2 separate regions of the Homo sapiens genome follow, and region 2 is linked to region 1. The links are chromatin loops, found by intact Hi-C in ENCODE. Cell type or tissue: breast epithelium. All regions are shown on one strand. Each heading gives the region's core, and the rest is flanking DNA. Links, peaks and the distances in the headings are about the cores only.

Region 1 (9,467 bases), core at 660-8,659:
ATTTTAGTTTAGTTTTTTTTTTTTTTTTTTTTTTTTTTTTTTTTTGAGACAGAGTCTTGCTCGGTCCCCCAGGCTGAAGTGCAGTGGCTCAATCTCGGCTCACTGCAAGCTCTGCCACCTGGGTTCACGCCATTCTCCTGCCTCAGCCTCCCGAGTAGCTGGGACTACAGGCGCCTGCCGCCATGCCCGGCTAATTTTTTGTGTTTTTAGTAGAGACGGGGTTTCACCATGTTAGCCAGGATGGTCTTGATCTCCTGACCTCGTGATCCACCCGCCTTGGCCTCCCAAAGTGCTGGGATTACAGGCATGAGCCACCCCGCCCGGCCAGAACAATTTTAGTCTTATAGATGTATTGGCAACATAGTGAGATGTTCCTACCATCTTATTCCTGGAGTAACATTTTGTGTTTGTATTTGTGTTTTTGTTTTTGTTTTGTTGATACTCTTGAAAGTATTACTTGTTATTAAGACAGCACTTCTCTTTGAGAGGTAATTGGTAACTGAAACATTTTTTATTATTAGAGACAAGGTTTCACTATGTCACTGTGTTGCCCAGGCTGGTCTCCAACTTCTGAGCTCAAGTGATCTTCCTGCCTCCCAGAATGCTGGGATTACAGGTGTGAGCCACCCCACCTGACCGGAAACATTCATAAAAAGGAGAAAGTCCACATTCCTCAGAGAGCCTCAGTCCCAGATTCCCAGATGATATATCCTTAGGGTTCTGAAATAATTTTTTTTTACACTTTTTTGTTTTTTTTCTTTCTTTTTTATTTTTTTTATTTTTATTTTTTATTTTTTCAGACAGGGCCTCACTCTGTTGCTCAGACTGGAGTGCAGTGGTACAGTCTCAGTCTCAGCTCACTGCAGCCTTCCATGGCTAAAGTGATCCTCATACCTCAGCCTCCCTAGTAGCTGGGACCACAGGCATGTGCCACACCCAGCTAATCTTTCATATTTTTTGTAGAGAAAGGGTTTTCACTGTGTTGGCCAGGCTGGTCTCAAACTCCTGGGCTCAAGTGATCCTCCCTCCTTGGCCTCCCACAGTCCTGGAATTACAGGCATGAGCCACCGCACCGCCCTCTTTATCCTTAAGTAACATTGATATGGAGATAAAAAACATGGGTTCTTGGCCAGGCGTGGTGGCTCACACCTGTAATCCCAGCACTTTGAGAGGTTGAGGCAGGCGAATCACTTGAGGTCAGGAGGTTGAGACCAGCTTGGCCAACATGGCAAAATCTCGTCTCTGCTAAAAATGCAAAAATTAGCCAGGTGTGGTGGTACCTGCGACTGTAGTCCCAGCTACTCCGGAGGATGAGGTGGGAGGATCGCTTGAACCAGGGAAGCAGAGGTTACAGTGAGCTGAGATTGCACCACTGCATGTCAGCCTGGGTGACAGAGCAAGACCCTGTCTGAAAAAAAAAAAAAAAGCATGGGTTCTGGAGTTGGAGGTGATCAGTGCTGGGTGTATTAATTTCCCATGGCTGCAATAACAAATTATGACAGATTTTTGGTTTAAGACAACAGGAATGGATTCTCTCTCAGTTCATGGTCAGAAGTCTGAAATCATGGTACTGGCAGGGCCACAATCCCTGGAGAGGTTCTACAGGAAAATCCTTGCATCTTCCAGATTGCAGTGGATCCAGCTGTTGCTTGATTTGCAGCAGCGAAACCCAAGTCCCTGCGTCTGTCTTCACTCCTGTGTCTTGTGTCCTCTTTTTTCCTTTTTTTTTTAAAGTGAGATGGAGTCTCGCCGTGTTATAGGCTGGTCTCGAACTCCTAGGCTCAAGTGATCCTCCCACCTCAGCTGTTCTTTTCTTTTCTTTTTTTTTTTGAGACGGAGTCTGGCTCTGTCACCCAGGCTGAAGTGCAATTGCGCGATCTCCGCTTACTGCAAGCTCTGCCTCCTGGGTTCAGGCCATTCTCCTGCCTCAGCCTCCCGGGTAGCTGGGACTACAGGCGCCCGCCACCACGCCCGGCTAATTCTTTGTATTTTTAGTAGAGACGGGGTTTCACCGTGTTAGCCAGGATGGTCTCCATCTCCTGACCTCGTGATCTGCCCACCTTGGCCTCCCAAAGTGCTGGGATTACAGGCTTGAGCCACCGTGCCCGGCCCCAGCTGTTCTTTTCTTATAAGGACACTGGGCATTGGATTTAGGGCCCACTTTATATCTAGGATGATCTCATCTCAAGATCCTTATCTGCAAAGACCCTATTTCCTAATAAGGTCACCTTCACAGATTCCAGGGGTTACAACTTGGATGTCTGTCTTTTTTTTTTTTTTGAGATGGAATTTTGCCCAGGCTGGAGTGCAATGGCGTGATCTCGGCTCACTGCAACCTCTGCCTCCCGGGTTCGAGCGATTCGCCTGCTTTGGCCTCCCAAAGTCCTGGGATTACAGGGATTAGAGGCATGTGCCACCATGCCCGGTTAATTTTTTTTGTATTTTTAGTAGAGATGGGGTTTCTCCGTGTTGGTCAGGCTGGTCTCGAACTCCTGACCTCAGGTGATCCGCCCACCTTGGCCTCCTAAAGTGCTGGGATTACAGGTGTGAGCCACCGCCACCAGCCTCACATATGGCTAATTTTTAAGTTTCTTCTAGCGATGCGGTCTCACTATTTTGCCCAGGCTGGTCTTGAACTCCTGGGCTCAAGCAGTCCTCCTGCCTTGGCCTCCCAAAGTGCTAGGATTACAGACGTGAGCCACTGCGCCCGGCCAATAAATATTTATGTCCATGTTACTGACAGCAGTGTTCGTTGGTGTGGCATGGGAATGAGCTAGCTTTTCTAGGAGGAGCCCCCTATGCTCCAGGGCTGCCCCGCTGTCTTGGCTCACCGGCCATGGGAGGGAGTCCTGGGCCATGATCTGTACCTAACATAGGAGGCCCAGGAGAGGCACGTGGGGAGGACTTCCAGCCCTGTTCCTTGACGTCTGCACCCTCCAGGGGAAGGATGACAGCTGCAGAAGGGCCTGTCTCTGTCACTCTGTAGTGAACAGTTACTTCTTGCCATCTGAAGTCACCCTGGCCTACGTCCATGAGATTGGCCAAATGGCAACTACCAACACCAGGCCATTTTCCCTGTGCAGAGGGGGAGGCCCTTTGGCGTGGGCTTCCTGGGCTTGAGGAAGCTTTGGCATGGCCTCTGGAGTTCCTGGGCATAGGCTGCCCTCCCTTGGAAAGGAGGCAGTTTCTCAGGGAGGGGTGCCGGGAAAGAGAACAGAACAAACTCTCACTTCCCCAGCCCTGTGGCGCTCTTTCTGGAAATGACTGTGTCACTTTTCTTTCTTGGTCAGCACGAGTCAGTGTGGCCAGTGCTTTAGACTCTCCCATCCCCTTGGCTCAGAAGCTTACACAGCAGCATGGGCTCCGTCAGGGGCTAAACTTCAGTTTGTGAGGGGCATGCCATGGGGTGGAAAGTTCAGAGAAAAACCCTTTGTCCAAAGAAGGTGAAGAATGGCCTGCTGTCACCGAACCAGGGGCCCTTGTGACTTCCTTTGGTTACACTCCTGGGATCCCCCTGACAGCTGGGGCAGGGGTATAGAAGAGCTTGTTATGTGCCCCATCTTTAGGACATCTCGGTGTCAAGCTGGAGTGACAACAGGGAAAGTTAGTAACCCCAGAAAGGCATTTGTGTTTCAGCGGTGCCTGCGTGTGGCTAATGGATACCGTCATTTATTGAGCATTTATCCCGTACCAGACTGTGCATAAACTTGTGTTGACTCAAAATGCTTGACCTTGGGGGCAGCTAGGGAAAGGGCAGTGATATAAATTAGGCCTATGGGCCACATTGAGCCTGTGGCCTATTTTTATCTGTGTTTGTATTTTATTAGTGAGACAGAGTCTCACTGTGTTGCCCAGGCTGGAGTGCAATGGCATGGTCTTGGCTCACTGTAACCTCCACCTCCCAGGTTCAAGTGATTCTCATGCCTCACCCTCCTGAGTAGCTGGGATTACAGGCCTGTGCCACCACCCTGGCTAATTTTTGTATTTTTAGTAGAGACAGGGTTTCACCATCTTGGCCAGGCTGGCCTCGAACTCCTGACCTCAAATAATCTGCCTGCCTCAGCCTCCCAAAATGCTGGGATTACAGGTGCGAGCCACCGCACCCAGCCTGTGTTTTATTATTTATTTATTTTGAGATGGAATCTCGCTCTGTTGCCCAGGCTGGAATGCAGTGGCGCAATCTCGGCTCACTGCAACCTCTGCCTCCCAGGTTCAAGCGATTCTCCTGTCTCAGCCTCCCGAGTAGCTGGGATTACAGGCACATGCCGCCATGCCCAGCTAATTTTTTGTATTTTAGTAGCTCACTGCAGCCTCTAACTCCTGGGCTCAAGTGATCCTCTGGCCTCATCCTCCCAAGTAGCTGGGACTACAAGCACATGTCACCACCCTTGGCTAATTTAAGCAATTTTTTTAGAGACAGAGTCTTGCTGTGTTTCCCAGGCTGGCCCCAAACCCCTGGCCTCAAACCATCCTCCTCCTGCCTGAGCCTCAGAAGTAGCTGGGATTATAGTCACGAACCGCTGGGCCCGGTGTGGCCTATTTTTGTACAGACAAAGCTAAGAAAGGCTTTTACAGTTTTTGAGAGATTGATTAGGGAAAAAAACTAAAACCCAATCCACAAACAACAATAATCAGTTGAGACCACAGTGTCCTGCAAAACCTGAAATATTTACTCACTGGCCCGAGGCAGGGGAAGCTTGTAGACCCCTGGGATAAATGAATGAGGCAGGCAGGAGTTGGGGTCTGTGGGGAGTTTGGCCCCAGCCAAAAGAGAAACCAAAAAATCCTCAGGCCGAATAGAGCATACTTCTGAATTGTGTGAGCCCCTTGTGCCAATTGTGGCGCTTACTGTATGTTACCACTTACTCTGAAAAGAGTTCTGTGAGGTCAGAGATACCAACCCCAATTTACTGGTGGAAAAACAGAAATGAAAGAACTTGACTGGCCAAAGTGATGTGGTTGGCAGGCAGCAGAGATGGCTTTGGCATTCTGGGTGACTGGATGCCCACCTTAAATGCATATATAAGTGGTTCAGTGACATTTATCTGTTCATCACAAAGACCCAAAGTAGCAGAGGCTTAATTAAACACGATGGCATTTTATTTTTTGTGCTCTAATGCTAAAGTGTGAAGATTGTCAGGTGCCAAAGTCTCCTGGGCTCTTGGAAGTTCCCAGATCCAGGTCCTCCCCCCGGCTTTTTTTTTTTTTTTGAGATGGTGTCTCGCTCTGTTGCCCAGGGGCTGCAGTGCAGTGGTGTGATCTCAGCTCACTGCATCCTCTGCCTCCCGGGTTCAAGCGATTCTCCTGCCTCAGCCTCCCAAGTATCTGGGACTACAGGCGTGTGCCACCACGGCTGGCTAATTTTTGTATTTTTAGTAGAGACGGGGTATCGCCACGTTGGCCAGGCTGTTCTCAAACTCCTGACCTCAGGTGATCCACCCGCCTCGGCCTCCCAAAGTGCTGGGATTACAGGCCACTGCCCCAGGCTGATCCTCCACCATTCTTAAGGTGAGGTCTTGTCCTCAGGTTTCAGCATGACTGCTGGAGTCCCGCCATTACACCCTGGCTTCCAGACAGCAGGACAGAGGAAGGGACAAAGGAGAAAGGGTGCAAAGGTCACATCCAGGTGTTTGTTAAGAAAGGTTCCCGGTAGCTGATGCAAGGTGCTTCAGCTTTCATTTTGTTGGCTAGAATGTAGTCACATGATCACTGCCAGCTGCAAGGGATGCTGGGAAATGTAGTTTTCAATCTGAGCGGCCATGTGCTCAGCTGAATTTAGGGTTCCAGTTTCCATGGACAAAGAGAGAACATACAGGGAGTCACCTTGGCCACAGTGGGTAGGATCTGGACCTGGCCAGAATGTTGGGAAGGACGTTTCTGGGTTATGGAGAGGTGCTCCAGTGGGCCAGGGCTGGAGACAGCCACCTGGCTTGGAGCACAGGGTCCCCTGTGAGGAGTGGAGGGGCTAAAAGTGGAAACAGGGCTGGGTTGGAATCGAGGATTTTTTTGGTTTTTTTGGAGATGAATTCTCGCCCTGTCACCCAGGCTGGAGCACAGTGGCTCAATGTCATCTCACTGCAACCTCTAGCCTCCCAGGTTCAAGTCATTCTCCTGCATCAGACTCCCAAGTAGCTAGGATTATAAGTGCGTGCAACCACACCCAGATAATTTTTGTATTTTTAGTAGATACGGGGGTCTCACCCTTTTGGCCAGGCTGGTCTTGAACTCCTGACCTCAAGTGATCCATCTGCCTTGGCCTCCCAAAGTCCTAGGATTACCGGCATGAGTCACCGCACCCAGCCTCAGGTGAAATCTTAATGGAAGGTGTCCAGTGCTGTGAGCAGCTCCTGGTCACCAAGCACTGGCCCTCTGTGTAGGGGGTCTGGATGAGATGGGTGGGCAAGGCCTTTCAACAGAAGCTGGAGTGTGGTGTGAACTTGCTAATGACTTTGAGATGCCAAGCCTCACACACCTCAGACCAGGTTGGATTTAGCAGGTGGAGAGGCTCAGGAAGACCTCTGTGGCAGGTGTGTCTCCTTTCTGCGGAAACCTGCTGCTTCTAAGGTCTGCTGGAGAACCTGGGAGGTGGTGAGTTTGCAAAGACATCCAGGGAAGCAGCCACTTAAGCGAGGGCAGGATGGAGGGGCCCACCTGGGCCACACCTGGCTGCTTGAGGTGGCGAGTTGAGGCTGGGAGGGGTTTCCATCAGTTCCATCAGCTCAGAGCTAGGATTTTTTTTTCTTCTTTTTTTGAGACAGGGTCTTGCTGTGTCACCCAGGCTGGAGTGCAGTGACACGATCATAGCTCATTGCAGCCTTGAACACCCAGGCTCAAGGGATTCTCCCTCCCTCAGCCTCTCTACAGGCTGGGACCACAGGCGCACATCACCATGCCTGGCTAATTTTTTTTTTTTTTTTTTTTTGTAGAGACAGGGTCTCACTATGTTGCTCAGGCGGATGTGGAACTCCTGGGCTCAAGCGATTCTCCTACCTTGGCCCCCAAAGTGCTGGGATTACAGGTGTGAGTCATGGCAGCCACGGCTCCAGAGCTCGGGTTCTTAATCTGGTCTGTGGATGGCCCCTGGGGGCGGTCCCATGAGCCCCTCACAATTGGACACAGTTTTGCAAAGGGGTAAAAGGACAAGAATCGGTAGCTGTGACTGTGGATGAGCCTCTGAGCTTCACTTTCCCTCCCTGAAAGGGGGTGACAGTGGCACCTCCCTGGAGGTTTTCGTGGAGGGGAGGAAACACATGTAAAATACTTCACCCCAGTTGGGCACAGAGGCTCATGCCTGTAATCCCAGGTTTTGGGAGGCCGAGGCAGCAGGGCGGTTTGAGTCCAGGAATTTACAACCAGCCCGGGAAACACAGTGAAACTGTATCTCTTAAAAAATAATTTAAAAAAATTAGCCGGCATGGTGGCACATGCCTCTAGTCCCAGCTATTCCAGAGGCTGAGGCGGGAGGATTGCTTGAGCCCAGAAGCTTGAGGCTACATTGAGCCATAATCGTACCACTGCACTCCATCCCGGGAAACAGGGCAAGACCTTGTCTCTAAAAAAAAATGCTTCTTGCTTGATGACTTGTGATATATGAAAAGGAAGAAAGAAAAGAAAAGCTTTGCCCTGTGTGCCTGGCCCGAAGTAAGTGCTCCATAAATTGGCCGTGGTGTAGCTGTGGATTCTCTGCACATTTTTCTGTGCAGAACCTCCCCTGATTTCGGTCAGCTTCTCAGAAGGATCTGTGACTGAAAAAGGGTACCAGTTCCTGGAGGACAGCACCTGATTGGGGAGTGGAGTCTGCCCTGGCTGGTAAGGGATTGGGGGCTCTCTGCGCAGGGCCAGGACATCTCTCCAGGGACAGGCGAGAAGCTTTGAAAGGGCAGGAAGGAGAGGGCAGCAAGGTCAGATGCCGTGAGAGGTCAGAGTGAGAGCCAAGGGGCGGTCACTGGATTTCTGAGCAGGAGGTCACAGGTGACCTCAGAGAGCAGTCCCCTGGAGGGCTGGGGTGGGGGAGGGGCCAGCCAGATGGCAGGTCTTGGGGGAGGTGACAGTGGAGCTGCAGAGAGAGCAGGGGGGACGGTGACCTTTCCCAGCCCACTGAGACCCACTCTTTCATTCATTCAGCCAGAAACAGGCAGCGAAAGTGGACTCGCCGTCTCCATAGTGCGGTAGCTCCCATCCAGCCAGCTTGAAATGGTCAGCAGAAATTCACCAAGCGTCTGCTGTGCACCAGTTACTGTTTTAGGAGCCCAGGGATGTGGTGACACCCGAGATAAACACAAGGTCCCACATTTGCAGGCCTGGGGACATTGTCTGAGGAGCGCTAAATCAGCAATCACTTAAAACAAGCTGAGGGGCTCCAGGATGCTGGGGGAGGGGCTCTGCTTAGAGGGAGGCTGAGGGCAGAGTCGTGCTTGTGGTAAGAGCTCTAGCAGGGGCCAGCTGGCAAGTCCTGATCCACTCCTTAGCATCCCGGTGACCACTTTGTGCCTCAGTTTCCTTGGCTGTCAGTTGTGGATCTTGACATCGTCTACCCTAGAGGGTTGTTGTGAGTGGCGAGCTGATAGAAGTAAAGTGCTTAAAATAGCGTCTGGCACTGCAGGAGGGAAGACCTCCTCTGGGAATGAACTTGTGGGCCTGGCATGGCCAAGGGCATGCAGTGGGGGGGATGGGGAGGCAAGGGACGCCTGTGATGGAGGCTGGGCTCCAGCCATGCTGTGGCCCGCTGTGCTTTCCTGGCGGGGCGATCATGGGCAAATGCCTCAGTGTCCCCGAATCTCAGCTTCCTTATTGGTGGGAGGATTCGGTGAGTGGCTTCCCTGGTGGAAAGTGGCCTTGGCCAGAGTAGACATCTGTGGCTGGACTGTATACAGAGCCCTGCCCAAGTCGGACACAGCCCCCCAATCTCCAGTGCACTCTGTCTTTTTTTTTTTTTTTTTTTTTTTTTGAGACAGGGTCTCACTCTGTCGCCCAGGCTGGAATACAGTGGAGCGATTTCTGCTCATTGCAACCTCCGCCTCCCAGGTTCAAGTGATTCTTGTGCCTCAGCCTCCTGAGTCTCTGGGACTATAGGCATGTGACACCATGCCCGGCTAATTTTTGTGTTTTTAGTAGAGACGGGGTTTCACCATGTTAGCCAGGCTGGCCTCGAACTCCTAACCTCAAGTGGATCTGCCCGCCTTGGTCTCCCAAAGTGCTGGGATTGCAGACATGAGCCACCGTGCCCGACCTCAGTCTTGGGGAGCAGAGAGAAGGCAGACAGAGAACCCCATCTCCTCTGCTGGGGAAGTGGTCTAGGGAGCACCTTGAAGAGAATGGCAGCTAAGGAGAGGTAGGGGAGAGGCTGGCCTGGCCAGAGAGAGGTGAGCTGCAAAGGAGGGGGACCCAGGGGCCTGCAGGGTGTCTGTGGTCAGCCCTGCTACTCTCTGCCTTTCCTGGCTGGAATGCTATCCCTGGCCTCCCAGCAC
Region 2 (8,000 bases), core at 1-8,000, 310 kb after region 1:
CCTGAGGCCCACAGGCAATATTCAACTTTAGTACAGAACGGTGACCAAATGCTGGACATAGGCAAAGAGTAACATAGACAGGGCCGGCTGCATGAGACACTCGGTCATCGGCATGGCCAACAGCATCCCCAGACCAGGGTGTGGCCAGCTCATACCACAGAAAACATAAAAACCATGCCAGAGCCAAGGCTTGAACTCATGAGTGGGGAACTGAGCGAGAGCAAACGCCAGTTGCTATGTCCCTCTATGATTTTTCTTTTTAAACTTGGCAATAAATTCACGTGAAACAAACAAACATACTGCATGGCCAGGAGACAGATTCACAATCTCAATCTCTGCCCAAAATGCAGGGCGCCTAACTTGAAATCCTGGAGAGGCCGGGCGCAGTAGCTCACGCTTGTAATCCCAGCACCTTGGGAGGCTGAGGTGGGTGGGTCACTTGAAGTCAGGAATTAAGAGACCAGCCTGGCCAACATGGCAAAACCCCGTCTCTACTAAAAATATAACAATTAGCCAGGCATGGTGGTAGACATTTGTGATCCCATCTATTTGGGAGGCTGAGGCAGGACAATCGCTTGAACCCGGAAGGCGGAGGTTGCAGTGAGCCGAGATCATGCCACTGCACTCCAGCCTGGGGGATAGAGCGAGACTCTTGTCTCCAAAAAAAAAAAAAAAAAAAAAAAAAAAATTCTGGGAGAGCCAAAAAATGAGGTGGAGCAATATTATGCTAAGTGAAAGAAGCCAGATGCAAAAGGGACAAAAACATTGCATGATTTGATTCACAGGAGTTCCCTAGAGTTGTCAAGATTTATTATTATTATTATTATTATTATTATTTGATACAGTCTTTCTCCATCGTCCAGGCTGGAGGGCAGTGGCGTGATCTCGGCTCACTGCAACCTCTGCCTCCCAGGTTCAAGTGATTCTCCTGCCTCAGCCTCCTGAATAGTTGGGATTACAGGAGCCAACCACCATGCCCGGCTAATTTTTGTATTTTTACTAGAGACAAGGTTTCACCATGTTGGCCAGGGTGATCTTGAACTCCTGACCTCAAGTGATCCATCTGCCTCCGCCTCCGAAAGTGCTGGGGTTACAGGTGGGAACCACTGCGCCCAGCCCTAGAATTATCAGATTTAAACAGACAGAAAATAGAATGGTGGGTGCCAGGGGCTGGGGGAAGGAGAATGGGAAGTGTGTTTAATGGGGACAGTTTCAGTTTGGAAAGATGAGAAAGTTCTAAAGATGGATGATGGTGACAGTTGCGCAACAGTGTGAATGGGCTGGACATAGTGGCTCACACCTATAATCCCAGGACTTTGGGAGGCTGAAGGGGGAGGATCACTTGAGCCCAGGAGTGTGAGACCAGCTTGGGCAACATAGGGAGATCCTATCCCCAACAAATACAAGAAAAAACAAACAAACAAAAAAATGATGCAAATGTACTTAATGCCACTGAATTACATACTCAAACATGGATAAGATGGTTAATTTTTTTTTTTTTTTTTTTGAGACGGAGTCTTGCTTTGTCATCCAGGTTGGAGTGCAGTGATGCGATCTTGGCTCACTGCAACCTCTGCCTCCTGGGTTCAAGCGATTCTCCTGCCTCAGCCTCCTGAGTAGCTGGGATTACAGGTGTGTGCCACCATGCCTGGCTAATTTATATTTTTAGTAGAGATGGGGTTTTGCCATGTTGGCCAGGCTGGTCTTGAACTCCCAATCTCCAGTGATCCACCCGCCTCAGCCTCCCAAAGTGCTGGGATTACAGGCTTAAGCCAACACGCCCGGCCAGATGCCAAATTTTATGTTCTATCTATGTTACCACAATATTGTAAATGGCGAAAAAATTTGAGAGGCTGAGGCAGGAGGATCGCTTGAGGCCAGGAGTTCAAGACCAGCCTGGGCAACATAGCAAGACTCTATCTCTGCAAAAAATTAAAAAGTTAGCCAGGTGTGGTGGAGTGCGCCTATAGTTCTAACTACTTGGGACTATACTTGGCTGAGATGAAAAGATTGCTTGAGCCCGGGAGTTTGAAGTTACATTGAGCTATGACAGCACTGCTGCACTCCAGCCTGGGTGACGGAGTGAGACCCTATCTTTAAAAAAAAAAACAAAAAAACAAAACAAAACAAAAAAGCCAGGCGCGGTGGCTCACGATTGTAACCCCAGGACTTTGGGAGGCCAAGGCAGGCCAATCACAAGGTTAGGAGATCGAGACCATCCTGGCTAACACGGTGAAACCCCATCTCTACTAAAAATATAAAAAATTAGGAAGGCATGGTGGCACGTGCCTGTAGTCCCAGGTACTTGGGAGGCTGAGGCAGGAGAATCGCTTGAACCCAGGAGGCAGAGCTTGCAGTGAGCCGATATTATGCCACTGCACTCCAGCCTGGGTGACAGAGTCAGACTGCCTCAAAAAAAAAAAAAAAAAAAAAAGTAAAAAAAATCAAACAAACTAGAGCAGAACCAAAGCCCACTCCGCCCCAACAGAAAAGCAGGCAGTGACTTCAAAACCTGGGATGGCTCCTTCCAGTCTAAGGAATTGAAGGTTAGACTTGGAATGCTAGCATAACAAGAAGTAATAATAAAATTGATGATACTTATTATTGTTATCCCACTGGGGAATGGGGCCAACTGACACTAAAATTTACACAAAAGAACTAAAGTCCATTGATAAGCTAAGACAATTCTACAAAACAAGAGCACAGATGGAGTAGTTGGTCTGTGAGAGAGTAAAACATATTTCAAAGCTACAACCATGAGAACAGCAGGGCATTTTTGCATTAATAAATGGACCAATGGGACAGAGAAGACAGGCTCCAATCTCTGGGCACTGAGGGTAAGACAGAGGGGGTTTCCCCAAGCCAGTGGGAGACGGTGGATTCTGTGGTGTGGTTTTAGGAGAAGCAGCTTACTTTACATGAGAAGAGCCAAGCTGGATCTCTATCTCATAGCATACACAAGAAAGAAACTGTGAAGAATTAAGATGAAGGTACAACTACAAAGCTAAAGGGAGATAATGTAGCAGACTATCAGGGACTCAGGAAAGGGAAAGATTCATTCATTCATTCATTCATCCAGTGACACAGTCTCACTCTGTTGTCCAGGCTGGAGCGCAGTGGCGTGATCACAGCTCATTCCAGCTTCGAACTCCTCGGCTCAAGTGATCCTCCCACTTCAGCCTCCCGAGTAGCTGGGACTACAGGCATGCACCACCATGCCCAGCTAATTTTTTTTTTTTTTGAGAGAGTCTCGCATTGTCACCCCAGGCTGAAGTGGAGTGGAGCCATCTCAGCTCACTGCAACTTTCGCCTCCCTGATTCAAGTGATTCTCCTGCCTCAGCCTCCCGAGTAGCTGGGATTACAAGTGCCCGCTACCATGCCCAGCTAATTTTTTTGTATTTTTAGTAGAGATGGGGTTTCACTATGTTGGCAAGGCTGGTCTTGAACTCCTGGCCAATTTTTGTATTTTTTGTAGAGATGGGGGTCTTACTATGTTACCTAGGCTGGCCTGGAACTCCTGGGCTCAAAGCAATTTTCCCACCAAAGTGTTGAGATTACAGGTGTGAGTCAATGTGCCCAGTTAAGATTCTTTTAAAAATTCTTCCAAGCACAATCCACATATGCAAAATATAATGGTTTTACCTATATTCAAAATGAAGACTTCTGGCCAGGCATGGTGGCTCATGCCTGTAATCCCAACACTTTGGGAGGCCAAGGTGGGCGGATCACTTGAGTCAGGAGTTCGAGATCAGCCTGGCCAACATGGTGAAACCCAGTCTCTACTGATAATACAAAAATTAGCAGAGTATGCTGGCAGGCACCTGTAATCCCAGCTACTCGGGAGGATGAGGCAGGAGAATTGCTTGAACCTGGGAGGCAGAGGTTGCAGTGAGCCGAGATCGTGCCACTGCACTCCAGCCTGGATGACAGAGCGAAACTCTGTCTCAAAAACAAAAACAAAAACAAAAATGAAGACCTCTGAGATCCTCATGGGTGCGGTGGGGGAGTGCCGGAGTTTGGCACAGGCAAAAATTGGCAAGGGATAATCTTCTAGAACAGGGTCAACAAACCTGGGAAGGGCTAGATAGCAAACATTTTTGGTTACGTCACACATAAGGACTCGGTTGCAACTGCTCAACTGTGGCATAGTTCTAACACAAAACCAGTCACAGACAGTATGTAAGTGATTCCGCGTGGCTGTATCCAATAAGTTTGAATTTCACATAATCTTGTCATGTCAAGAAATATTTTTTTTGAGACAGGGCAAGACTCTACTTTTTTTTTAATGTGAAAAAAAAAAATCAATAAATAAACTAGAGCAGCGCCTAAATCCCATTCTGCCCCAACAGAGAAGCAGGCAGTGACTTCAGGGAACTTCTTTTTTTTCTTTTTTTTTTTTGAGATGAAGTCTCGCTCTTGTTGCCCAGGCTGGAGGGCAATGGCGTGATCTCAGCTCACTAGCAACCTCTGCCTCGCGAGGTCAAGTGATTCTCCTGCCTCAGCCTCCCGAGTAGCTGGGATTACAGGCACCCGCCATCATGCTCGGCTAATTTTTGTATTGTTGTAGAGATGGGTTTCACCATGTTGGCCAGGGTGGTCTCGACCTCCTGACCTCAGTTGAGCCACCACGCCCAGTCTACTTCAGGCAACTTCTGTTGCCCAGGCTGGAGTCCAATCATAGCTTGCTGCAGCCTCAAAATCCTGGGCTTGCCGGGCATGGTGGCTCACGCCTGTAATCCCAGCACTTTGGGGGGCCGAGGTGGGTGGATCGCTTGAGCCCAGGAGTTTGAGACCAGCCTGGGCAACATGGTGGAACCCCATCTCCACAACAACAACAACAAAATTCCTGGGCTCAAGGAATCCTCCTGCCTCAGCCTCCCAAGTAGCTGGGACTACAGCTGCACGCCACCATGCCAAACTAATTTTTAATTAGTAGAGATGGGGTGTCACTATATTGCCCAGGCTGGTCTCAAACTCCTGGCCTCAAGTGATCCTTCTGCCTTGGCCTCCCAAAGTGCTGGGATTGCAGGTGTGAGCCACTGTACTTGGCCCAAAATATATTTTTAAAATCATTCAACCATTAAAAAAAAACGTAAAAATCATTCTTAGCTGTGGGTTGTAGAAAAACAGGTTTCAGGCTGTATCTGGCCCACAGGCCGTAGTTTGCCAGTTTTGACTCTGGAAGATACCAGCAACTTCTAAAAACTGCTCAGAGAAAAAATGGAGAAAGGCTACAAGTAATTGACTTACAGAGGAACCTTATTAGGCATACACAGAGAAGCCCTATCTCTCACTGCCTATCAGAGCTATGCCAATGAAAACAATAAGGAGGGCTGAATTCCGAGGCTCGCATTTATAATCCCAGGGCTTTGGGAGGCTGAGGTGGATCACTTCAGCCCTGGAGTTCGAGACCAACCTGAACAACAGAGCAAGACCCCATCTCTACAAAAAATTACCTGAATGGGATGGCACTTGCCTTTAGTCCTAGCTACTCAGGAGGCTGAGGTGGAGGGATCACTTGAGCCCGAGAGGTTTAGGCTGCAGTGAACTGTGACTGTGCCACTGCACTCCAGCCTGGGTGACACAATGAGACCCTGTCTCAAAAAACAAACAAAACAATGAGGAGATACCATTATGTAGCAGCTGTCAGATGGATAAAAAAAATTAGAAAGACAGGGCCGGGCGTGGTAGCTCACACCTGCAATCCCAGCACTTTGGGAGGCCAAGGCGGGTGGATCACCTAAGGATGAGAGTTTGAGACCAGCCTGGCCAACATGGTGAAACCCCGTCTCTACTAAAAATACAAAAATCAGCCAGGTGTGGTGGCGGGTGCCTGTAATCCCAGCTACTAGAGATGCTGAGGCACAAGAATCGCTTGAACCTGGGAGGCGGAGGTTGCAGTGAGCCAAGATCGCGCCACCGCACTCCAGCCTGAGAAACAGAGCAAGACTCTGTCTCAACAAATAAAAAAAGAAAGAAAGAAGAGGCCAGGCGCGGTGGCTCACGCCTGTTAATTCCAGCACTTTGGGAGGCCAAGGCGGGCAGATCAACTGAGGTCAGGAGTTGGAGACGAGCCTGACCAACATGGAGAAACCCCGTCTCTGCTAAAACTACAAAATTAGTCAGGCGTGGTGGGGCGCATGCCTGTAATCTCAGCTACTCGGGAGGCTGAGGCAGGAGAATCGCTTGAACCCGGGAGGTGGAGGTTGCGGTGAGCCAAGATCACACCACTGCACTCCAGCCTGGGCAACAGGAGTGAAACTCTGTCTCAAAAAAAAAGAAGAAAAATTAGAAAGACAGATAAAGCCATATGTTGGTGAGGATATGAGAAAATGGACAACTTGAACCGGAGCACGGTGTTAGGAGTGCGGATAGGGACAGCCTTTTTTGGAAAGGATCAGACAGGACTTGGAGTGAAGTTGCAAATCCTCTAGGAATGGGCAGTCCCACAGAAGGGGTCGTGTGAAGATGACTCCAGCATTGTTCGTGGTGGCCGGAAATTAGAAGTAACCAGATACCTACTGTGAAGGGATTAGAGAAGAGGGTAGGTGGGTGGGGTGGCTCACACCTGTAATCCCAGAACTTTGGGAGGCCAAGGCGGACAGATCATGAGGTCAGGAGTTCGAGACCAGCCTGGCCAACGTGGTGAAACCCCGTCTCTACTAAAAATACAAAAATTAGCCAGGCGTGGTAGCAGGGCATCTGTAATCCCAGCTACTTGGGAGGCTGAGGCAGGAGAATTGCTTGAACCCGGGAGGCAGAGGTTACAGTGAGCTGAGATCACGCCACTGCACTCCACCCTGGGCAACAGAGCGAGATTCCATCTCAAAAGAAAAAAGGAAGAAAAAAAAGAAAATAAAAAGTGATAAATCAGATTTACAAACCTCAGTGTGGAGAGTTCAAAAATAGTGTAAGGAGAGGAAAAAATAAGAAACAGAAAGAGATTTTTTTCTGAAGCACAACACCATTTAAGGAAATGAAACACGCACAAGGCATATTTTTCAAGGACACTCAAATGTCTAAATAAGTTTCTGGAAGGTGGTTTGTAAGGAATGGGATTAGATGGGGTGGGGGTGGCACTGACGGTGGAGAGCGGAGGGTGGTGAGCTTCAGTCTGTGGGTGCTGTTTTTACATTTTTAAATGGATGGGAAAGAAGAATTTAATTTGGGACTCATGAAAAGTATGTGAAATAGAAATTTCAGGGTCCTGCAAATAAAGTTTTATTGGAACGCAGCCACGTTCGTTCATTTCCATATTGTCTACGGCTGCTTTTGCAACTGCAAAATGAAGGCCCTGAAGCACCAAATTCAAAAAGGTATACATTAAATATGTGCATTTTTTTGCATATTAAGTATACGTCAATAAAATCAGAAAAAGCTGGGCACGGTGGCACACGCCTGCAATCCCAGCTATTTAGGAGGCCGACGTGGAAGGATCACTTCAGTCCCCGAGTTCGAAACCAGCCTGGGCAACATAGTGAGACCTCATCTGGCAACATAGTGAGACCTCATCTCAATAAAAAGGATGAAAGGAATAAAAATAAAGTGGGGAGGAAAAAAGAACTGAGGCAGAGTTGAATCAATGCAATAGAGACCGTATGACCTGCAAAAGTGAAAATATTTACTGACCCTTAGCATTGAAGGTTGAAGGTGGAGGCTGAAGGTGAAAAAATAATAAGTAATACAAGAGAAGTGGTCTGCACAGGCTAACGTGGATGGTTGTCAGGAGCTGAGGAATGAGATGAACTCAGTTTTGGACTCCTGAAGGCCAAAATAATTTTTTTTTTTTTTGAGACGGAGTCTCACTCTCACTCTGTCGCCCAGGCTGGAGTGCAGCAATGCGAGCTCAGCTCACTGCAATTTCCGCCTCCCCGGTTCAAGCGATTCTCCTGTCTCAGCTTCCCAAGTAGCTGGGATTACAGGTGTGTGCCACCACACCTGGCTAATTTTTGTATTTTTAGTAGGGGTTTTTGCCATGTTGCCCAAGCTGGTCTCGAGC

The links. Peaks named below come from ENCODE experiments on the same cell type or tissue, not always from the same donor. Only the 100,000 strongest peaks of a DNase experiment are listed, where the experiment ranks them.
Region 2: a loop joins it to region 1, with 33 times the contacts of the local background. A loop is called at or near these places in 2 of 110 quality-filtered maps.

Annotation. Positions count from the first base shown.
Region 1 is chr19:10,873,613-10,883,079 of GRCh38, forward strand. All of the region lies in intron 1 of CARM1 (coactivator associated arginine methyltransferase 1), which reads left to right. Among named protein-coding and RNA genes, the nearest start is that of CARM1, 6.8 kb to the left of the region's middle. RefSeq lists enhancers at 688-1,188, 1,189-1,689, 3,009-3,158, 3,339-3,568, 5,376-6,218 and 4 more. In breast epithelium, for the core only: no CTCF peak of the experiment used is centred there; no DNase peak of the experiment used is centred there; H3K27ac peaks cover 1,475 bases.
Region 2 is chr19:11,180,429-11,188,428 of GRCh38, forward strand. The region is part of intron 4 of KANK2 (KN motif and ankyrin repeat domains 2); the gene reads right to left. Among named protein-coding and RNA genes, the nearest start is that of KANK2, 13 kb to the right of the region's middle. In breast epithelium, for the core only: no CTCF peak of the experiment used is centred there; no DNase peak of the experiment used is centred there; H3K27ac peaks cover 1,913 bases.